2 separate regions of the Homo sapiens genome follow, and region 1 is linked to region 2. Evidence: chromatin loops called from intact Hi-C (ENCODE). Cell type or tissue: heart left ventricle. All regions are shown on one strand. Links, peaks and the distances in the headings refer to the core of each region. The heading gives the core; the rest is flanking DNA.

Region 1 (12,175 bases), core at 1,366-9,365, 56 kb after region 2:
TTGCAGATGGCTGCCTCCCTTCTGTGTCCTCATATGGTGGGCAGAGGGAGATCTTTCTCTTCCTTTTCTTAAGAGACCATAGTCCTATTGGATTATGGACCCATCCTATGACCTCATTTAAGTTGGATTAGCTATGAACGCCTCTATCTCCTGATAAAGCCGTAATAGGGGTTAAAGCTTCAACACATGAATTTTGGGGTGACACAATTCAGTCCATAGCAAGCCTGCGGGAAGTAAAAGAAGGGAACGAATACTTATTGAGCCTTTTTTTTTCCCTCACTGAATTGTCAAAACAACATTGATATCTTGGTAGTGACTTTTCTAAGGTCACAAAGCTAGTAAGCAGCAGTGACCAAATGTAAACCATGACGACAAGAACCCTGCTCCCCTCATGACACATTCTGCCTCCACCTCCTCTTTTCTCCGAGATTCTGAGCTGTGACCCTTTCCTTTCCTTTCCTACTCTTTCCTATTGAGTTGCCTGGAGGCAAGACATTGTTACCCAGAGCACCATGAGAAGGAAGCCATGGGGATTCCCTCCATGTGCCCACTGAGCTTAGATTGACAGCTGTAGAGAGTTTGCCTGGAATGTTCTCTTCCTGCATCCCTCCCAGCCCCCTTCATGTTAATAAGTCCCTTCATTAGTTCAAACTGAACTCACATGCTTCTTCCCCGGGATGTTTTCTTTAATCTGACCCTCCGCACCCTTGCTCTTCCTCGCTATATTCTCTTATACTGTCCTACACTTCCCCTTTATAATTTTTTCTCCTTTCATAGGATGTCATAAGTGTCATTTTATTATTGTAGTGGTTATAGCAATAGGTATATATTTCTAAGATAATTTGCATAATGGTTGTCTCCCTCACCAGTCTGTAAGCTCCCTGAAGCCAGGGATGCTTTGCTCACTAAGATATGTCCAGCCATTAGGACACTAACATGAAAAGCTACAGAGGAGCAAGGGAGGATTAGACAGGGGCAAGCCGGGGAAAATAAATAGTAGAAGAAAGGCCCTTCAAAATTCTTCTGCAGCAGTATGACTAGCAAGCATACGCCCAAGAACAGTCTAATGAGGCCCCTTTATTAAGCCCTCTGTGTACCACCAAATGCATTCTTCCCCTGTCGATTTTGCTAGGTTTGGCTAATCAAGAATGAGGTTGTTAATGTGGAGAGAGGCAGCTTGAGGAGCGGATCTTGGGTCGCATCTGCTGTCTGCTGGTCAATGCCTGGGTTCCTGCAAGGGCAGCACAGCCTGGCCCTCTGCAGGATGGAGCTGCCTGTTCATACCCCAACAGCCTCAGTCTCTTCCTAGAAAGAGCTGACGGGACAGGGCGTGAAGATGTGTAGGAACTAGGAGGAATTCCTACCAGGGAAAGACATTTTCAGTTGAAGGAACCACATGTGCAAAGAAACGGAATGACAGCATGTTGTGTTTAGGGAACCTCAAGAAGCCTAGTTTTGTTGGTGAGTTACAATAGGAAATGTGATAGTAGAAATGAAAGTATCAGATAAATCTTAAGTGTTTCCATTATTATCTATTTCTCAAAATTGTTTGGAGGGCCAATGAGAGAGTACATGTGGAATTGCTTTATAAACTGGAAAAAAATCCTACGAAAATATTTTTATTACAAATTCTTTTGGATGAAGATAACTAGAATATTAGGCTAAGAAACCATGCTGGGAAATGGAACTATTTATAAATTTCTTTTATTTATAAACCTAAAGTTTTGATTAATTTCCTTCTTATAATCTCCTTTCAAAGGCTAGAATGTAAGTTTATAGTATCTGTTGAATATGAGTGAGTTGGGATGTATGTTTTCAACTCAGCACCATCCCTGGCCCTTTCCACTCTCTCTCTCTCTGAGGGAACAGAGACTGGAAGCCTGGAACTACATTTCCCAGAATCACTTGTAGGCAGAGTTCCTAATTACAGCCAGCCAAGGAGGGCACACACAGGGTTGTGAAAGATACAAAATAATTAGAGAACATTATTCTTTGGTGTCAGTTACAGAGTGGAAACAGCCAGCTGATGTATGGTTTGCAGGAACTTCTGGGTGAGATCCTAGAATCTCACACTTTCCTATGGCTTCCCAGCAAGCTTGTTCTTCTCAGTTTATAGCCAAACAGAATGCTTTTTTTCGCCAGTTGTTGGTCCCATGAACCCCTTTTAAACAATTATTTTTTATTTAGAAATATTTATAGACTCATAAGAGGTTACAAAAAAATTTACAAAAATACCCTAGCCTCTTCAAATGGTGACATCTTATATCACTATAATAATCATAGAATTAAAAAAAATCGACATGAGTACAATAGTATTAGGCAGACTACAGACCTTCTTCAGTTTTTACCAGTTTTTATGTAGATTTACTTGTGTGTTGCATAGTTCAGTATAGTTGAATACAATATGATCTCATGTATAGATTCTTTACAGTTCTTTAAATGGCTCTTTAAGACTTTAATTTCTTGTCTTAAATCTCTACCTGATGCTATTTTCTTAACTGAATGCTGACTGAGGTGGTTAATACTTTCTTGGTGTTATCTCACATTTGAAGTCTTGCAGTCAAATTATGGTGCTTACCTTCCATTATCTTCATTAATGTATTCAACTGAAATATCACTGACTGATACAACTTCACAGGCCTTCTTTCCCATTGTTTTCATCACAGGATTACAAAGGCATTCCCAGTGTATCATTACATTATATGTAAGTTACCACAAAAGATTTTTAGCTATTCGTTGGGCTGTTAATTGCTCAGTTTTCAAAGTCATTCTTACTGTAGTAGATTAAAAATGCAAAACTTTTTAAATCATTCTTAAATAATGGTAAAATAATTTATATATGATAAGGCAGGAAACAAACAATAACAGATGTAGCTGATGGATAGGAGGAGGCTAAGCTATCATTCTTGAAGATAATAAAACTATACACCTAAACAATGCAGCAAATTTAACAAGGGCCATTAGAAATAATATATGTTTAACAGAGTTTATAGATACAAAAATACATACATGAAAGTAGCCTTCCTATATATCAAAATAATCAGAAAACAGAATGTTTAAAAACCCTCTAAAATCTAAAGTGATGCTGGTTTCCCTGCAGAGGAAGGAGAGACTTGCCTCTCCCTAATTCTGGGCTGTTTTCTCACTTGAGCCTTAATCAGCACAACTTGTGTGCAGAGACTCTCAAAATTTTGCTAAAATATTTTGTTTCTTTCCCTTCTCATCCTTACCTCTGACTCACTAACCACAAGCGATCAAAATCTGGTCTGAAGAAGCCGAGGGAAATGAACACTATGACATGTTCTTTGTCCCTTCCTAATTAAGACATATTTCCTCTCAAAATATCCTAGCCTGCAGAGATGGTCCCTGGCTGTAACTCAATTTTTTTCTTTTTTACATCATTTTCTCCAAGACAGTGTAACAACTTAAAACCACATATTTCAGAAAATGATCTTCGCTTTACATTCACCATTTGGTTGGCTTTCCCAGAATAAATGAACCATCTGCCCTAAAGAACTCTGCAAGTCTTTGCTACTTGCAACCAGTGAGACTAACAAGTTTCCTGGCTAACCATCCCATTACTGGGTATATACCCAAAGGATTATAAATCATGCTGCTATAAAGACACATGCACACGTATGTTTATTGCGGCACTATTCACAATAGCAAAGACTTGGAACCTACCCAAATGCCCATCAATTATAGAATGGATTAAGAAAATGTGGCACATATACACCATGGAATACTATGCAGCCATAAAAAGGGATGAGTTCATGTCCTTTGTAGGGACATGGATGAAGCTGGAAACCATCATTCTCAGCAAACTGTCGCAAGGACAGAAAACCAAACACTGCATGTTCTCACTCACAGGTGGGAATTGAACAATGAGAACACTTGGACACAGGGAGGGGAACATCACACACCGGGGCCTGTCATGGGGTTGGGGGAGTGGGGAGGGATAGCATTAGGATATATACCTAATGTAAATGACGAGTTAATGGGTGCAGCACACCAACATGGCACATGTATATATATGTAACAAACCTGCAAGTTGTGCACATGTACCCTAGAACTTAAAGTATAATTAAAAAAATGGTTAAAATAAAATAAAAAGAAAAAAGCATGCTGAAAGAGTCGGGGGTGTGGACAACTGATACATCCAACCACACGGGTGACTCTTAAAATCATTATGATAGATTTTAAAAGCCAGACACAAAGAGTCTATACTGCGAGATACTACTTGTAAAAGTCTAGAAAATGCAACTAAGTCCACAGTGACAAAAAAGCAGATCAGTCAGATAAGTGGTTGCATGAGGTCAGGGACAGAAAGAGAGAAAAACTTCAAAAGGACAGAAAGAAACTTTCAGGGGTAAATGGAAATATTCTGTTTCTTAAGTTTTGGCAGTGACTTCATGGGTGTGTACAAAACTCAGCTAATTGAACACTTTAAATAAATTGAATTGTGCACTATAAATGGATGCCTTTTACTGTATGTAAATTATACCTCAATAATGTTGATTACAAAATCATAGTTAGTAAATTAGGAATGTTTGCATGTGAAAAAAAAAAATAAAAACAAGTTTCCTGGCTAACATTTGCTAGGTGCTAGCAAAGTTCATTGATTCTTCTGGACATTATCTTAATTAATCTTTACCACTGTATGGGTAGAAAATTAAAGTCACTTAAACCAAATCTCAAGGCTACCAAAAGGTAGAACCAAGATAAGGGCCATGTGGTGAAGCTCCAAGTCCTTTCTCTGCTTTTCTTGTAGGTGACAATAATTTTCTTTCCCACAGGGTTTCAAATACATGATCTGGGGATCAGCCTGGTCCCTCTGACATTGATACACATACATCCTAGTGAGCTGCATCGGCTGCATCAACTCAGTATGTCTAATTTAAAAAGTCAACTTGTGGAAAACGCCAGATAAATAAATGGTGCTGGTAGTACTGGGTAATGATGAAAATTGTATAAGTGATATATGAATGCTGAAAATGTAGTGGAAGTCCCAAGTATATGACCGCCACTTGGTGGAAACCTTGTCATGAGAGAGTATTTGGATTTGCTTCCTAAGTGGAGTTAATTCTTTAGAACTTTAGCACCTAATAAAGGCAAGAAAATTCATATCACTCTCAAAAGTATAATTTAGAAGACTCTATTTTCCCGAATAATAGTTCTCCTTTGAAGACGACTGGAAATTGCCTTCTTTCTAATTTTAAGATTTGGATTGAAAACATTCAAATGCAGGCCTAGCTTCAAAGCATAGTTTGAAACTAAGAAGCACTTCCTGATTTATATTGCTTCATTAATTGATTCAAAAGCAGAAAGAAGTTCCAAATCTCAGCAATTTTCATTATGGATAAATAGATGCACCCCCTATGTAAATGGTTGAACCAAAATGTCCCTCAAAAGAACCTAGTCTCAAGCCCTTTGAATTTCCAATCTCTTAGTTTCACAATCATCACTATCTTTTCCCCCCAATTTTTCCATTCCTCATGTGCATCAGCATGACCCTGCTGTCTCAGCCAGCCCGCAGGAGTCACACATGCACTTCCTGTCTTAATCAACAATGAAGCTCTCACTTAGTTGGTAGATCATTCAGGATAAGGATATTTACTGAGGCTTGCTTGTTTTAGTCCAGGAATACATAGCAGCTCCTTTGGAGACTGCAGACAACATCTAAGTCCCATGTTATTTGAAAGGTAAATATGTAGCCACAAAAGAAAATTTAAAAAAGAGAAGAAAATAAAACAGAGAAGGGAGAAAGATTGGAAGGAAAAAAAGAAGGAAGGAGAGGAAGGGAAAAAAGTGAGGAAAAAGAAAAAGAGAGAAAGACACAGTGAAAGAAAAAGAAAAGGCAGAGGAGGGAGGCAAAGCAAAGGGTTAGATGCTGTAACTGCAAGTAACACAGACTTGGGCTGTGCATTTTTTTCCAGGGGACTATCCGCAGTTTTTCATGTGCCATACCATTCCATTCTTCCATGATGCAGCAACAGTAAACTAACTTAACATGCCCTCAACTGTAGCTAAGGTTTACACTTACAAGTGCCATTTTTGGATAGGGTGACCAGCCATCCTAATTTTCCTGGGATTGAGGGGGTTCCCGAGATGTGAGGCTTTCAGTTTTAAAACTGGGATAGTTCAGTCTAAAACTGAGGAGTTCTCCATGGCATGGGATTTTCAGTGCTAAAACCAGAAAAGTCTCAGGCAAATCAGGAAAAGCTGTTCATCTTATCTTTGAGTGAGACAGTAAATTGTGTCTCTTACATCCTTTGAGGATTGCATAGGAAACTCTCCAGCTGTTAACCCATCTTCCATGTGCTGGGATCTGTGTTACATTGTGTACACTGTAGTGGACATCTTTTTATTCTGCTTGCTTGGCACCCCAGTAATCTTTGGGTACTGCCTTTCCTATTTTATGTAGTTCTAGTTGGGCTGTCTGCTCAGTGTCCTTCACTCCTGCTGCCTCCCCTGAGGTGATAGGTCCACCAGGGTAGGCTAAGCAAAACAGGCCATCTCTGACACCTCTGGCAACAGTGATTAGTTGAAGGGTGAGTATGGAATGCAAGGAATACAGCCGTTGGGAGGGAGGAGTCCCTTTTGCTCTTAGTGAAGCCTATCATTGGTCATCTTCTCCACCATGTATGACAAAGTCAACAGATACAGAAGGAAGTCAGAGGGAGAAAGAGAGAGAGAAAAAAATACTTGAAGCATCTTTTGAGCCCCTGGATCCTACACACATGAAGCTAACACCATTCCTAGATTGCCCAGTTTCATGAGCTCATGCATTCCCTCTTTTCTTAAGCTGGTTTGAGATGGGTTCTTCTCATGTGCAACCAAAAGAGTTGTGACTAACAGACATACATGAGCTCTGTTATTCTGGAGTCAGTCCCGAGAGACGGGTCTAAGTTGAACCACGTGAAATCACCAATATTCAACTTCTTTTGATGGCAAATGTGGAAATGTCATTTGAAACATTTTAGATATTATTATCTCTATTGCACAGGTGAGGAAAACAATTAGTGGTGAGAAATAATATGCTCAAGGCTGCACATTTGTTAGCAGACCTGGGAATCAAATCCAGGTCTTCTTGATTCTAAGGTACACAAGTATATTTCCAGTAGTTAATGCTGCCTGAAAAAAAAAAGAGATCTCTTAAGAGCTTTCCCTTGCTATTTGACAAAGGCCTTGAAATATACTAGATTTTAATTCATACCTTTATGTATGAACATATATATGGTGCCAAACACCTGCTCGTTTGCTTGTAAAATCCCCATTTCACTGGATGTTTCATGAACAGAAGTCAGACACACGAGTGTGCAAAGCAAGAGGAAAAACCCTGCTCAACTCTAGTGTGTATTTTCATTTCACGTGGGATGAAGCCCCAGGTGATGATATATCAGCTTTTCAAAAGTACTCCAGTTTTGGTTTTCACTGACAATCAAGAGGTGCTATTCTTGCCTCACAAAAAAAGAGATTATTTACCCATTCTACTCTCTGTTCAGAGAGACCATTCCCATACCTCAAACCCAACGTATTTATAACACAGCTGTGACAATGAGAGAAGTATTCTGGGTACTTTGAATTGTCATGATCATCCCATGTGCTTGCCCACTGATGCAATGGGATGATGCTTGCCCAGGAAATATATTTTTTCTCCACGGTGGTGTTCCATACATGTTTTAAAAATCACAGAGCATGTATACAATATGGAAAGTTTATGTGTAATTTCTTTAGTATTTATTATATGTGAAGTTATTACAATTCAGGATTGTCTGTTCATTTTAACTAATGCTAGAGAAACGTGTCTTATTAGAGCATGGATAATATTCTATGGCAAATGTTTTTGGCATTATCTGCTGAGCATCTCTCTTCCATAAATTTCCTTCCCCCATCTACATGGTGGCAGGCTGTAGTCATCAGCTAATGCTGCTATTAATGGTGCTGCATAATAAACACCTCCCAGATCTCAGTGGCTTATAACAACAAACATTTATTTTTTTCTCACTCATTAGAGCTGTGAAACTTGCCCAAGATCACACAGCTGGTAAATGATGAAGCTGAGATTCATTCATTCAACAGACATCATTGAGCTCCTCCTAAGTGCCAAGTACAATGAAGAGGCTGATAAATCACCAAGCCAAAGACTATTTATGTTTTAGCTGATGATGTTAAAAGTGAAAACAATGTCATTATAGCTCTAGAGAGTCAACCAAAAAGATAGAAGAACATGACACAGAAAAGGTTTGACAGGATCTGACAAGTCAGGGGTGTGATGGTTTAGAGAATACAGATAACACTGGCCAGAATGGTAGCCATAGTGGGATCATAACAAGATTAATTAGACAATGCGAATATAAAGGCATTCCAAGTGGAAGCTGACATTGCATTTCTAATTTCAAGAGAGGAGAGAAAGGGAAGAAAACATTTGAAGCCATTTTTTGAGTGTCTGCTCTGAACAGGGTATCATCACATGAGGAAAACTCACATAGCAATGCTCAGAGACAAGGGCATCTCATTTCACATTTTACATCTTTCTGGATATCACTTTCTATATGTCTGATGCAAAGATAGTGACATTTCTTTCTTCATATTGTCTTAGTTTGTGCCTAACACATTTCAGGCTCTCAAAAAATGGTAATTTTCTTACAAGATTCTGTTAGTTACTTTCCAATGTTCATTTTGCCATTATTTCTTGTTAACAGAAGCCTCATTTGTCTGGGGAGGCAATGTGGCCAGGTAAATGCCCACCTTCCTGGGAGCCTTTGTGGCTAGTGAAGGCTGTGACCCACCGAGTTGGGACAATAATAAGTAAGCAGAGGTTGATGGAGGAGGTTGCTGGGAAAGCTTCCTAGAAGAGAAAGGCTCAGGTGGTTTCACACGTTCAGATTTTGTTCTGTGTAGTTTGCTATTGATCCAGAATGCAGTCATGGCATTGAGGTAGAGTAGATGTCTTGTGATTACAATAGGGATTGCTGCATACCATGCATACCAGGATGGAGGAACAGAAAGGTAGAATAAACCTAGGTCTCTTATGACCACAAAGTTTTCGTTCTACTTGAATAAAAATAACAATTAAACATGTCTTTAAAAAAAAGAAAGACCAACCATCCAACACACAATCATTGTAGCCTACAAAAACAGCTCCACCTGGCTGAAAGACTAAGCTCAGCGTGATCTTCCCAACCATGGTAACACCAGACAAAGCAGAAAAATCAAAGCTTAAGATAAAAAAATACCATCAAGGGAAGACATGTAACCAAATAATTAATGAGGTATATTTTAAGATTTTCATTATTTAATCCTATCATGTTATCAATGAAGTTTGGGAGAAAAAAAAGTACAAAATTTCAAGGCAGGGAACCCAGGTTCAAATTCTCACTGAACCTTTTATCAGCAGAGTGAATTTGGGCCAGTCTTTTTATCTTTCCAGGTTTGAGTTTTCCATGCTGCAAAATCATAATGATAATGATGATGATACTTACTTATAGTATTGATGTAGAGCATACTCAAGGGAATGTATGTGAAAGCACTTTGTAAATAATAAACTATTAGGCAAGCTTTTGTTACTACTGAAAAGTGAAAAGATAGTCAAGTGTGAAATAGCCAAGCTTGCCCAGTTAACATCTGGCACCAACGTGTGGTGTAGAGGCATGAAACTGAGATGCTGAAGGATATATGGGCTGTAAATGCTCTGTCAAAGGTTAGCAATGAGTCTTTCATGTCATAATCACACGTTTCTTACAAACAGAGGTGCCAGCCATTAATGGGGGAAGAGGAAGAAGGAAGAAAACTATAATTTTTTAATCACTTATTGTAAACCCTTTGGTGTTTTACATATATGATCTTCTTTGATTAATTGCAGACACAAAGCTACACAAATGCTCTGAAGAACTTTTACATTTTGTAAGTGGAGTTATGCTGCAGGTCAAGTTGCCTATGACTAACGCACAAGGATCAAGAATGCTGACTTAGGTAGGAAAAGTAGGGGATGGGCCAGACTTAGGGGAGGGGTCTGAGATCTGAAGTTAGCTGATTAGTCCCCCACAGAAAGATGAATCTTACTAATCAAAAGTTGAAGACTTACACTTGTCTATATAGAGGGAAAGAGGGAAGGGAATTTCTCAGCCATTGAGGACCTCCCAGGTCAGCTCTTTATACATCACCTCTTAGGAAATAAGAGTGTAGACATTTTGCTGTGTGGCTGGCACTGTGCTAAACACTTTAAATTATTAACTCATTAATTTTTGCAACAGCCATTCGAGGTGTAGGTACTATGTTTACCCCCATTTTAGAGAAAACTGGGGAATAGCGAGCTTAATTGACTTGCCCAAATCCACCCAGTTGGATTGGAACCCAGTCGGCCTGGCTTCTGTGCCCTGCAGTTCACCACGATGCTCTTTTGCCCCTCGAGGGGAGGAATGCAGCAGAACATATGTCAGACAGCTGGGCTGTGGATTTTGAGAACTCAGCTTCTTAAGAAACTCAGAAGAGTTAATGTGTTTTCTTGGTGGAAGAAGGCTGAAGAGCCTCCCAAAGATCCTTTTGGCTTTTCAAGGAATTAAATGTAACCGTCTACTCATACATAGCAATGCCTCTCCTTAGTCTAATATGAGATTTAGGGATTTGGGAAGACATCTGGAATTTATTTATGCCATTTGGGTTTTGAAATTCAATATTAAATTCTTAGAATGAAAGAAACCAGAGTAGACCATATTAACGAAATCTGACTACACAGGGCATGTGTTAGCAAACTGGGCTTGAATGTCTGGCTGAAATATTGCTCTGAATACACTGTGTCATTCCTCTCAAGAGGCAAAAACACCTTTCTGGAATCATTTGGACCTTCTGTATATATGGTAATGGCAGAGAGTATATTTCAGGGTTTTTCTTCCCCCAGATAATGTTGAAAGCAATGTAAGCGATTAATGTGTCTATGCTGAGATTATGGCACAAAGATAATTAGAAAAATATCACCTTGACAGATTCAGTTTTTCATTCTGAGCCTGGGGAGACAGTATGGCCTTCAGAGTAACTGTTTCTTTTTTTTAATCATTCCATTAGTTGTGTAATTTTGAATAATCTCCCCAAGCCAGTTTCTTAACCTATAGGATGTTCCAAGAAGAAGATGGAAAACAGGGGTATAAATTTGGGAAGTTTTAGGTGGTTCATGATGGTCAAAGTGGAAAGTGCTTCTGAAGAATATTAGAAGATGAAACCCAAGAGGTAAGCTTTGTGAAGTCTGGTGTCCCAAGCAGGGGTGTGGACTTTATCTTGAAATTACCAAAAAGTTGTTTTAACTTTAATCCTTTTAAATACTAAATAGAATTGCTTTTCCTTATTAGAAATATAGTAGCTTATCATAGAAGATAATAGATGAGGAAGAGAAAATCCTTAAATTCAATCAATTGTACAGAGGTTACTATGGTGTCCTCTTATAGGTGTTAGATATAAACCTACCTAACATGACTTGACTGGAGACCAGCTAAGGTGAGTTTAAGTACAGATGCTATTTCTGGTAGGTAAGTGTGTGAATGACTTTTAGAAAAAGTCCTCGTTGTTTGAAGGTTCTATAATTGCAAATTCATCTACTTGCTAAAATTTATTTGCAAGCCCCCAGTCAAACCTCACAGTGCTTTCTTGGTTCTTTGTGGATGGATATGCACATCTCAGGTCAAAGACGACAATGTTCTACTTTCTCCTTTCAGCTCTCACACTGTAAACAAGTGTCCTTTTTGGCAGTATATTTAGTGCTGTTTCTTGCATTTTTGTACTTTTTGTTGGTGATTTTGCTATTTAAAATGTCCTCCAAGCATAGAAATGCTGACTAGTGTTTCTAAGTGCAAGAAAGCTATGATGTGCCTTATGAAGAAAATACATGTGTTAGATAAGCTCCGTTCAGGCATGAGTTACAGCGATGTTGGCCATGAATTCAATGTTAATGAATCAGCAATATATATAAAAAAGAAGATGTTCTTAAACGTAAGCATACGTAAAACAAGGTTATGTAATGATCAATTGCCAAAAATATAACCAGGGGCTCTCATGAACCTAACTCTTTATTTCCCTAGGAGCAATGGTTCAAATTCACTATGACTTTATAGAACATAACAGCTGTGAATAGTGAGAATTAGCTGTATGTATTTTTAAAAGATCGATGGGTTAGTTTACCCAT
Region 2 (12,175 bases), core at 2,729-10,728:
AATGGAATCTTCTTCAGCCTTAAAAGGAAAGGAGATACTGACACATGCTACAACATGAGGAACCCTGAAGACAGTATATTATGTGAAATAAGCCAGTCACAAAAGGACAAATATTGTGTGATTCCTCTTACACAAAGTTCCTAGAGTAGTCACATTCATCAAGACTGAAAGTAGAATACTCACTGTTGGAGGAGGAAGGGAAGAGGGGAATGGGAATTTATGGTTTCATGGGTATAGAGAGTTTCAGTTTGGGAAGACGAAGAAGTCCTGGAGAGATGGTGATGATACTGCATAACAAAATGAATGTATTTAATGCTGCAGAACCGTACACATAAGAATGGTTGAAATGGTAAATTTTATGATATGTATATTTTACCATAATTAAAAAAACTGAATAAAAATGAATTGGAATGCAGGGAGAGCCCAGTATTCTTATTTCTGTGCCAGGTGTTTTAAGGACATCTTTTACTTTATCCTCACACCACTTGTTATGAAGTAAGTGCTATTACCTTCACTTTATAAGTAAGAACATTGATACTCTGTGGGCTCAAGTCCACACAGGCATGAAATGGTGCAGCCAGAATTTGTACTGAGTTCTTTTGTCTTCAAACACTTGAGTTTGTCCCTACATCATGTGAGGGAAACTATAACATATTACTTCATGACAAAGGGCTGGACTTGATAATTAATTCAAGTTGAAAATGTGCTTTGCCTGGAAATCATTAAGAAGAGAATAGGTAACCAGGAAAAGCCAAAACGGGACATTTTCTTGGCCTGCAGAGGTGGAGATTTCACAACAGCAAGCTCTGTGTTTCTCTTGTTGCACTGGGAGTGGCACTGTGATTGGGACAGGATGGAGACCTGAGCTGCTCATGCCTCAGTTCCTTTTATGTTGTTGTTCACCAGTTCTTTGCTTTTGGGGGCTCCAATTTTCCTCTGCAGAACTGCTTTTCCTGTTTGCCATGAATTAACCTCCTTCTCCTCCTGGCACTACTCAAGTCCCTGCAAGGCCACACAATTGCACTGTGTTATGGCTATCTATTGACTTGCTTGTTTCCCCACTAAAATGCAAACTCTAGGACAGAGACTAGTCTACAGTAGAGGCTCAATGAAGAAAAAAAAATTCATCAATATTTATTATTGTCAACAGTTCATTATTGATAAAGTTTTGACTACTTTATGGCACAGTGATTAAAAAAAACCCTGACATTTGCAAAACATTTTATATCCTAGAGAGCAATGCTAAGCCCATATCGTCCTCCCCAAAACCATCTTGTGGTAGGTTAGATGGGGAACCAAGGTCCTGAGAAGTCCCGCAACTTGTCTATGGTTAGAAAGCTAGTGTCAGTCCAGAGACTTGAAGCTAGGTCTTCAGTTTTATGGATTCTTCCTACAGAGCCATCTGTTTAATAAGCTAAAAAGCTCCCGTCACGAGAACAGGCCATTGCATCTACATTTGCCAAAATTCTAAAAAAAAGAGTAAACACCATACCTTGCTCTTAGATGGTGGGCTGCTGCAGGATTCTAAATCCACAAGAGACTGAGGATCTTTCATGAGAGCTCAGTGAAAAACTTGCTTTGGTACCAGACAGAATAACAGATCCAAATTCTCAAAGATTTCCAAATAGTTGTGCTAAAAATAATTTTCTCGTTTAGTCCCAAAGAGCCAAAGGCCCTGGAAGTCATTCATCGAGTGAGGCTCAACTCGGGGACCAGTTAAAATTACAGTTTTGTTTGGGATAAACTTTAAGTGCCTGCTTTCCTTCAGTGGTAAGTTTAGAGCTTCTCCATCTCTGTGTGTTGTGGCCTCTTTTTCAGATTTGTTTACTTAATTTTTTCCCTCTTCATTTGTTTTCCACTGAGTGAATGTTTCAGGAAAAAAATTACTCACTGACTGGAAATTAGTTGTTAACTTAGAGAAAAAAGCCATTTTATATTTGAGAGTTTTGGAGGTAGAGCCTTTAGATTCTGGACCTAGGATGGTGTCTTGTGGAATAATGAACACTGTCCCTATTCTTGGTAAATATGGCAGGAAAATAGCCCCTCATTCTATGTGCTGTGCAAAGAAAGAGGGTTATGAGAATTGCACTGATTTTGTTTTCTTTGTTCTTTGCTGAATGGATAAATGATTGGGTATTTTTAGAAAACTAATATGTCTTTGTGCCTGTAAAGAACTGATCATAACATCTCAAAAGGCAGAATGATTCTCCAAAGCATATGACTAGTCGTCTATGGTGCAATCAATTTCTTTGTTTCCTTCTGCTATGTATTTCTTATATTTCCTTGGCAACAGCAATATATAATTTATGATGTCATTTATGGAAATTAGACGACTGAAAAAAATCTTGTTTTTATCTTTCTTTTCCTCTCATTCTTCTCAAGCAATGAGAACTCTAATTGAAAGGAATGTTTCCAGAGTTAGTGAAGTGGATGTTGACCACACACTTGACCAACGAGATTGCTGGGCTCCCCGTTCTGACCAGCTTAATTTTGCCTTTGGGATCCACTCTCCACACTGGAGGAAATGGTCCTTTGAATTTGTTGGCTTTCCAAAATCTTAATGCCATCATAGGATGGTCAAAACAATGTCTTGAGCATAGAAGCTAGTCATAACTTATTGCTAAATTAGAGTCAGATTTTAATCAGATAAAGTCTCTGTGTCTGTTTTCTCACTTTCAAAATAAGATGGTTGTCCTTGATTATTTCCAGGGTTTCTCATAGTTCTTAATATTCTCGAACCAAATGATGGTGTCTGATGTCACCCATTTACAAGCTTAATTTCAGGTGATACAGCCTTTTAATATGTTCATTTATTTGTTTATAAGTGATAACTTCTTAAGTGGGCTTTTTCCATTATGTCTGCTTTGGAGTAGCCCAGTCTCTGCCAGGGAGCTCAGAAGTGGATGAATTTGTAGACCAATAAAAGAATAGATGCATTCTTATTTTTCTGCCTTAAAGTGTTGATACAATTTGTGGATATTCATATTTTCTTTTCTGTGTCATTCACAACTTCTCTAATTTCTCTTTAATGTTACTTACCACATAAAATAAGGTTTTTTGTATCATTAAAGTATTACAGTATTTTTTCTGTTCTTCAATAAAAATTGAATTTCTTCTTTTTCTTCTTTATTATTTTCATCCCAGATAATTTATTGTAATCTGTGTCTTTCTGAACTCATTCTTTTTCCCAGAGAGAATGAACCTTTGAAAATGTCTCTGAGAGTGTTCAGAACCTCAGATGTTGATAAAGCTTGTCAGTGTCTATTTCACTCAGTTATTTTCACACTTAGAAGCAGTGGTGAAGTGATGGGTAGAAAAATATGCTTAAGGAAGTATTGGCTCAGAGTAAAAGTCAGATTCCATTTTTACCTGCCACTCACCCCAAGGACGGGGTCTTATTTTGTCTTTCCTAGGCAGATAATCTTCCTTTCTCAACTTGTGCTCTTTTTTACCCCATATCCTTTATTTACTTTTCAACTGAATTCATTCCATTCCATTCCAATCCCATCAGTGTTCCCAGAGCACCTAACAGTTTGCCGCTAACCTAGCTCTCAAAAAGAAGGTTCAGATTTGTAGCTTTTGTTAGTTTTCTTGGAGTGAATACCCCCGCCATGGTCAATTTCAAGCTAACAATCTGACCTTCACTGAATGCAGAGTTGGAAAGTTATAGAATGTAGAATTGTAGAATTCGCACTTGCTGGCAGGTATAAGCCAGCTCTGCTCACCACTACACACATACATACACACACACTCACACACCATTTTTCTAGGTGGTAGAAGTATTTTAAAAAGAAGGTTCTAGCTGATATGTAATGAGCATGTACAACGTGCTAAGACATGACAAGCATCACTTTCTTTAATCCTCATCATAACCTCTTGAGGTGAGTAATTGTATTATCCTCCTTCTACAGATGAGTAATTTAGACAGTCTGATCCACAATTGACACACCTAACTACTTACCATATTTCCTCCCTAGGTTGTTGCTAACTTTAAAAGACCATGTTTTTGCATCCAAACAACTTGCAGTTGCATACCCTCTGTTTCTTCCTCCTCCTCTCCATGGGTGCCCTGGGTTCTGTTAGGAATTGAATCTTCTCTTTGTAACCTCAGTGCCTTGCTTATATCATCTCCAGTAGCTGCAAGCCATTACCAACCATGTCTCCCCTATGCCTCTTTCTCCATCTGTTCACATTTATCTTCTGTATGCATCACTTTCTACAGAAAGTCTCCCTGATATTCTCAAGCAGGCACAACCCTGTCTTCTCCTGAACCCTTCTAGCACGTAATTTGGATCTGCCATGCACTTTAGCTCACTGGCTCTTAACTAGATCTACTGAATGAGCATATCAGTAGATTAAGTTAGGCATTAATATTTTTTAAAAGCTCTATGGGTGATTCCAATGGGCAGCCAGGCTCTAGGAATCTTTGCCTTATCTACTCTTGCTCAAATGATGCCTTATCTGCTTGTCCTTACAAACCGGGGAGTTGTAGTGATACAAATCTGGTCTTCTTTGTGTCTCATCCTGTTCTTTTATTTATTACTTCATCACTTATTTATTTAGCTGCTACTATATGTCAGATGCTGAATGCTTGGTCTGGGTATTCAGTAGAGAGCAAACAAAGAGACCTTGTAGAGACAAAATCTAGTGAGGAAGAGAGATATTTATGAAATAATCACAGAACTGTGCTTAACAGGATATGAATTGGGAATTCCCATCCACTTGGAATTTCAGCTGAGAACACAAAGCAGAGAATGATAGGCAACCAATGCTCATACATCGACTTAGAACTTGTTAAAATCCAGCTGGATCTGACAGTGACCATCAGCCATTTTCAGTCCACATAAAAGAAAGCTAGAAATTCAGAAAAGATTAGTGGTTGAAGAGAGGCATCAAGGTAGAGTTGTGGAGAAGGGAGAGGAGTGCAGGGGCAGCTGTTAGAGAGGCAAGAATATATGCACTCCCCAAGAGGGAGATGGTACTGAGGAAGGCAGCTGAGTGGGGCCATCGTGATGGGACTTCCTGAGCCAAGGAGTCCTCCTAGTGGGGGGAGGCCACTAAGAAGTCACTGGGTGTATCACTGAGTACAGAATCTGAGGCTGGTGGGGGGAGCACTGCAAGCTATCAACCAAGGAACACCTTCACCCCGAAAGAGCCAGCATTTGGCTACCTGGAGTGCATAGCAGACATTGGAGCCAGGAGAGGATCATACAAGTAGCACTTACTAAGTAAGAATAATTCAGTCACTTTTTTCCTGATTATTCTACTCTCTGACCTGACTCAAGAGGAGCTGAAAGTGAAAGGAAGTGGCAGGAGATGGGGGAAGAGTGAAAGGGTACAGCATATCCTGAACTACAGCCATGGAGATGGACAAGTATTGTATTGGATATAAAATAGAAAATTTGATTGAGATTTGTCTTTTTAATATCTGAAAATGAGTCACAATTGACTAATAAAATTGTTCATGTAACTGGAAGTTACCAGAAAGCCAAGAAATTTGCCTGAGATGTCATAAAAGGGCAGGGAAGAAAGATCCAACAGAATTTGGCTAGAACAAATGATGGAAGAAAAATGAGGTTATTTTTTATTCATTTCATATTAAGGACAGTTAATACCATTTGATAAACTCAATAAGTTTTGGAGAATGCTTGAAGGAAAAAAATAAAGGATATTGTGGAGTGTTTAGCCGGACAACCCAGTTGAATCTTGCCTAAAGAACTTGCCTAAATAAGAGAGAACTTGCCTAAAGGAATGACATCTGACCTAAAAGGGGGGGAAACGGTAGGCATGAACCTGGCAGAAGGGCAGGAAAACACATCCAGGCTGAGAGAATGTCATATGCAAAGGCCCTGAGGTGGAAGAGGATGATGCTGAGTGGAGGCCAGTGGGAAAGAGCAAAGGCAGGCATAAGCCTGCAGGGAGGATGTGCCTGGGCCAGGCGGGGCTCTGTTGGCCACGGGAGGTTTTGGTCCTTATCCTGGGGTCAGTAGGTTCCTCAGAAGGGCTGTGAGTGGGATTTCATGAACCAGGCTGTTGACCAGGTAGAGGTGGTGCCTGCTGCCGCTTTCCTGGCTTTTCAAGCGGACTTCAACCAGCTGAAATGACTCAGTTTGGTTTCTAAACTGAATCTGCTTTCATTGCAGGGAAAGAGGTGGGTTCTTATGAGAAAAGGAGTTTGCATATTTAAAAAAGGCAATTCAGTGACTCATGGAATGAACAAATGTCATTGACCCCTGTGTGTGCCAGGCACTGTGCTGGGCCCTGAACATACAGCTTGAAAGCGAAGACAGGATCTCAACTCACAGTTCTTACACTGCACTGGGAATTTCACACTGTTAGAGAAGAAGGGATCTCAGAGGTTATCTGCTTGAGTTTCCTGTTTCACAGATAAAAAGCCAGATTCAGTAAGAAGTGACTTGCCCAAATAACCTATTTATGCTAAACCAGAACTGGAACTCAGGTCCCTGCAGGGTGGCCAAAAGAGTCTTTGCTCTACAGCCTTCACTGATACCTGGTTTCTACTTCACATGTAGAAGACAATCCAGTGTTTTAATCTACATAAATATCCATCCTTGTGGATAAATGTGAATTAACAATATAGCATTATCCCAGATCATAATACTTTACCTTGTCCAAAATATCACTTCTCATATTTTAAAACGTAAAAAACTTAAAAACTTATAGAAAGTTGGCCAGACGTGGTGGCTCATAACTGTAATTCCAGCATTTTGGGGGGCTATGGTGGGAAGATCGCTTGAGACCAGCCTGGGCAATATGGCAAAACCCCATCTCTACAAAAATAAATAAATACATAAAAAAGAAATAAAAAACCAGCCATTGCTGGAGTGCATGTATAGGCACATCTACTCAGAAGGCTGAGGTGGGAGGATGGCTTGAGCCCGAGATGTTGAAGCTGCAGTGAACCATGTTTGCACCACTGCACTCCAGCCTAGGTGACAAAGCAAGACCCTTTCTAAAAAAAAAAAATTATCGAAAGTTTTAAACATATTAAAAAACAGAGATCAAGTAGATAATGAATTTCCATGTACCCACTGAGCTATTTGGAAATTTAGCATTGAATGGACAGGAAATAATATTAGATGAAATAATGTTAGGTTAGGGTAGATATTAGATGAGAATGCATTTTCCCTGATCCTTTGGTCTTCAGGAGGAAGGATTTTCCAAGTAAGCTCTTTTCCTTCCTCACCTCTTGATTTATTCTGCCCTGGGGAAAATAGGATGAATTATCAGATAGGCAAATATGAAAAGAATAACTAGGCATGTTCAGGTCAATGAACTGGAGATAAAAAATCTGCCAAATCCCAAGGAATCTGGATTAAGAAGCTCCTTTGCTGTCATATCTGTGCAATATCCTTTTTTTTTTTTTTAAAAAAAAACAGGTTTATTAGATTATAATTATTAAAATGTAAAATTTACCCTTTTGGTATTAATAGTTTCGTGATTTTTGGCCAATGTATGCAATTGTATAACCACCACTAAAAAAGAGATACAGAGCATTTCCATTCCCTCCAAAATGTTCCCTTATGTCCCTTTGTAGTCAGTCTCCTCCACCCCAGCTGCCTGCAACCTCTGATCATATATCTGTCCTGTAATTTTGCCTTTTCCAGAGTGTCATATAAATAGAATCTTACAATATGTGGGTTTTTGAGGCTCTGTTCTTTCACTTAACATAATGTTTTTGAGAGTCATTCATGTTGCATGTTTCTTTCATTGCTGAATAGTATTCCATTGTACGGTTGTACCACAAATTTTAAATATCTATATCTATATATTTATTAACCATCTACTATGTGCTACCTACAGTGAGTCCTGACCACTTAGCGAAGTAGGTATTATTATCTCCTTATTACAGGTGTGGAAACTGAAGTTTCTAAATGAGAGAACTGGCCCAAGGTCACACAGCTACTGAGTGATAGATTTGGCATTCAAACCCAGATTTGTCTGACCTTCAAACCAAGCTCTCGGTTTAGGATGAGGAGAGTGATAGTACTTGGCTCCTTGGATTGTTGTAAAAATTAATTGAAATAATCCCCAGAAAATGAGTCCCTGTTGCCTGGCACTTCGTGGGTGCTCCGTAAATATGAAGTGGGTGAACAGTGCTGACATAGCTGCCGCTGCTCTTACCATTGACCTTTGGCTACTGTTCTTTGGTAAGTGCCATTGACTATCCTGGGTTCTCTATGCTCCTCTTGTTTGCACCTGAAAACCATCCGAAGGCCAGAGACCTGGAAGCAATGCCTCCACTCAATGATGCAAACCACTCCAGCCACAGAATGTTGAGAGTGTCTTTGTGACATTATGTAGGCATAAAAATAGTGGTGATTGTAACAATATTGTGCTAATACCTTACATTTATTATTTAGTAGAAAAAGCTCTTCAACTCTCTTTTTTTTTCAGTCATCTCGGTCTATTTGAACATTTTGGTGTTTCTAAACGTTTATCCGGATAATGGGGGGCCCATGTTCTCTACTTTGTTTATTGCTAAAAACATGTGAGGCATTTTGTGGGGAGGGTGCCTGAGGACATGAGCCAAGTTCAGGGTCAAGAGCTATATTAGACCCAACAAAGGCAAAGATTTAGCGGCAGGTGGTGCCTCTTGCATACATATTCACTTCCAGCCAAAACAATGTCCTCAGCAGACTCCATCACATTGGAGCGAGAGCTGGGAAATCCAACAATGACTCAGTGTGCTGGGGAGGAAAGCTGAGCACTGAGGTTTGGTAAAAAAAAAAAAAAAAAAAAAAAAAAAAAGACAAAGCAGTGGAATGTTACCCTAGAGTCTAAACTAGCAGAAATCTTCATGTCTTCTCCCTTCCCACTGACATTTCTTTGTGGAGTAAGACTGCTGACTTTGAAGGACAAAGTCATCATTGTCCAGCCATGTGACCTTGGGCAAATTGCCTTGGGCAAAAGACTCTGAGGATTACCCCTCTGAAACCTTAGTGTTCTCTTCTATAAATTGAAATTTTAAAAATATCCAAATGAAGTAAGGTTGTTATAAAGTTTGATGAAGTAATGCATCTTGTTGACTGACACATTTGTGCTACTCAAACTCAAAAAATGTTGATTTCTGTTGGTGCAGGGAGGAGCAGATTTAAGTTAGAGGCATTCCTTTTTCTTTCAATAGTGTTTAGAGTTTACGTTCTTGTTGGGACTAGGAAATGCATGTCTTTGGATGCACTTTAGATCTGTGTTTTCAGGATAATCTCATCTACGTGATCAGAAACACTCTCCTTAGGGACTGAACTCCTAAGCAATTTCTTGAAAACTGAAGGTTGACTGTAAGGTGTCTGAGAAAATAAGTGCCAGGATGGAATAAGTAGTTTTTTCATGGAGAGCTAATGGTTTCAGTGAAAGCCTGGCATTGAGAGAGAACAAGGCACCTTGGAGAGTGAGAAAGCTGGGGAGGCTGGAGAAGAGTGAGGAGGAAGAAGGATGGGGGGTGGAGCCCGTTGCGGAGGCTGTGGATATTGAGGCTAAAGCTTTCTTGGGGAACTTAGACTTTATCTTCAGGGCATTAAGAAGCCAGTGAAGAGTTTGCCAGTGATGAGAATCGTATGTGACTCCTATTAATAGATAGATTTCTTGGACTGCTATCTGGAGAAAGGATGGGAGGCAGCAAAAATGAAGCACACTTGGGCAAAGATAGGTAAGAAAACCACCCCACCACTGGCAAGGATTCTAATATAGTGGGATTCTAGAAGATTAGGCACAGATTTGGTTTGTTTGGTTTTTGTTTGGCCGTGTGTGTGTATGTTTGTGTGTGTGTGTGCATATATGTATGTGATTTCCTTCTAATATTTTTCCTATTCATAGTATATACACTTTTTGATCAAAATACATATGCTATTTTTTTAACCTCATATATTATCTATTCTTGTCCTATGGAACTATTTGTATTTTATTTTAAATATACGCTCACGAAATATCAGGAGGAAAAGGTAGGAAAACAAGAGTAAATCATTATTTATTTAGTTCTATTTCTCAGAACTATACCACTGTTACCACTTTAGTTTCTTTCTTTCTGTTATTTTTGTTCTCTCTGTGTATGCATAGGTCTTCTGTTCAAAGATTTGTAATAGTACCTATACACTGTTGCTGTGTGCTTTTTCTTTAACCTAATATTATATCATAAGTGTTTTTCCCCTGTTATGTTTTGGAGCCATTAATGGCCAAACGATATCCATCAAGTAGTTGTACAATAATTTATTTAACCCCCTTCTCTCCTATTAGGGGACAATTAAGCTGTTTCTATTTTTTCCTAGTATAAATGAGATTACATTGAAAGTTTTGTGCATAAGCCTTTATCCCTATTTAGGATTATTTCCTTAGGATAGATTCCCAGAAATGGAATTATTGGATCAAAAGGTCTGTATGTTTTATGTCTTTTTTGGTACATGCTGCCAAACTGCTTTCCAAAAGGTTGTGTGAATTTACACTGCCTTGTCCCTGTATAAAAACAAAATCCTGGGGAATGTAAGTTCCCCCACAGCCAGGCACCTTTTGTCCCTGGAACACAGACGGAGCCACAGAATCTCAGATTTGGAAGTAACTTTAAAGGTTAGTGAAGCTAACCTCTGCTGTGAAGAGAACGTCAAAGCTTGTTCCACAATGGTATTGGCATTTGTGCCATTTTTGTGTTGGGTGGCATCTCAGTGGTCATTTTGCATAAATGCCCCCAATTCCCTACACAGTCTCAGCCAGGGGCTCTGGGCAGACTCTGTGCTGAGGGCTCTGCATACACCAACTCAGTCTTTCTACAACCACAGGAGAAGGTTACTGTTATTATTCTTTGCATTCTTCAGATGGAAAAACAGGCAGAAGAGGTAAATAACTTGCCTGAGGCCATGTGGTCTTAGGACACTTAACTACTGTATTTTACTACCTCTTTTTAGTAAATACCTATATAACTAAAGAGAGATAAGCACTACAAAGGAGAAGAGGGGTTGGTGAAAGAGATTGAAAAGAGTGCCTACTGTGGTTTGGGAGATCAGCGAAAGTCACTCTAAGGATGAGATACCTGGGGATACCTGAGGATGACTTAGCCAGGTGAAGATGGGATAAAAGCCTCACAGGGAGGGAGAACAGTATGTGAGAGGGCCCTGGGGCAGGAGAGGACTTCGGGAATTATAGTAACTGAAAGGACAATGGGTTGGAACTTATAAGACAAAATGGCCTGTAAGAAAGGAGGTCAGAAAAATAGTAGGGGTCAAGTCATTTCAGGGCCTGAAGAGGTTGGCTTTTATCTTAACAGCAATGGGGTTCCATGAGAGGGTTAGAGGAGAACATGATCTTTGTTGTGCATAAAACGATGATGGAGAAGGTATTAGAGAGGGCTGGGGAGGGGAGGTGGGAGCAAGTTGGGAGGCTGATGCAGCTGAGTGGGCAAAGATGATCATGGCTGATCACTGTGGCTACAAAGGATAACGAGAGAAGTGGAGAGATTTTCAACAAACTTTTGTTTAAGAGCTGATGGGTAAGATGTAGCCTCTTACAGGAAGCCTTTTGGGCACTTGTCCATGCGGGCTCATCCTGACGAACCTTCTCTCTGGTCCCATGGTAATCCCCAGTGTTGGAGATGGGGCCTGGTAGGAGGTGTTTGGGTCATGGGGATGGATCCTTCATGAATGGCTTAATGTTGTCCTTGCAATAGTGACTGAGTTCTTGAGAGATCTGGTTGTTTAAAAGTATGTGGCACCTCTTCCCTTCTCTCTCCCACTTGATCCATGTGGCCCATTTCCTCCTTTGCTTCCCGAGGCTCTCACCAGAAGCAGATGCCAGCACCATGCTTTTTATACAGCTTGCAGAACTGTGAGCCAATTAAACCTCTTTTCTTTCTTTCTTTTTTTGAGATGGGGCCTTTCTTGATCATGGCTTACTGCAGCCTTCAACTCTTGGGCTAAAGCCATCCTCCTACCTCAGCCTCTCAAGTATCTGCAATCACAGGTGTGTGCCACCATATTTGTAGAGACAGGTTCTCACTATGCTGCTCAGACTGTTCTTGAACTCTTGGACTCAAGTGATCCTCTTGCCTTGGCCTTCCAAAGGCATGGAATTACAGGCATGAACCACTGTGCCTGGTCTCAACCTCTTTTCTGTATAAATTATGCAGCCTCAGGATCTCTTTATAGCAATGCAAGAATAGACTAACATA

Evidence for each region. Peaks named below come from ENCODE experiments on the same cell type or tissue, not always from the same donor. Only the 100,000 strongest peaks of a DNase experiment are listed, where the experiment ranks them.
Region 1: it touches region 2 in a loop (3-fold over the local background); 3 of 110 quality-filtered maps call a loop at or near these places.

What each region holds. Positions count from the first base shown.
Region 1 is chr4:15,360,214-15,372,388 of GRCh38, reverse strand. All of the region lies in intron 1 of C1QTNF7-AS1 (C1QTNF7 antisense RNA 1), which reads left to right. It also overlaps a transcript of C1QTNF7 not described here. Among named protein-coding and RNA genes, the nearest start is that of C1QTNF7-AS1, 62 kb to the left of the region's middle. In heart left ventricle, for the core only: no CTCF peak of the experiment used is centred there; no DNase peak of the experiment used is centred there; H3K27ac peaks cover 655 bases.
Region 2 is chr4:15,417,424-15,429,598 of GRCh38, reverse strand. C1QTNF7-AS1 (C1QTNF7 antisense RNA 1) reads left to right here and starts at 1,685. Exons shown (of 6, transcript NR_125911.1): 1 at 1,685-1,770. It overlaps C1QTNF7 (C1q and TNF related 7), which reads right to left and starts at 1,566. Exons shown (of 3, transcript NM_031911.5): 1 at 1,493-1,566. In heart left ventricle, for the core only: no CTCF peak of the experiment used is centred there; no DNase peak of the experiment used is centred there.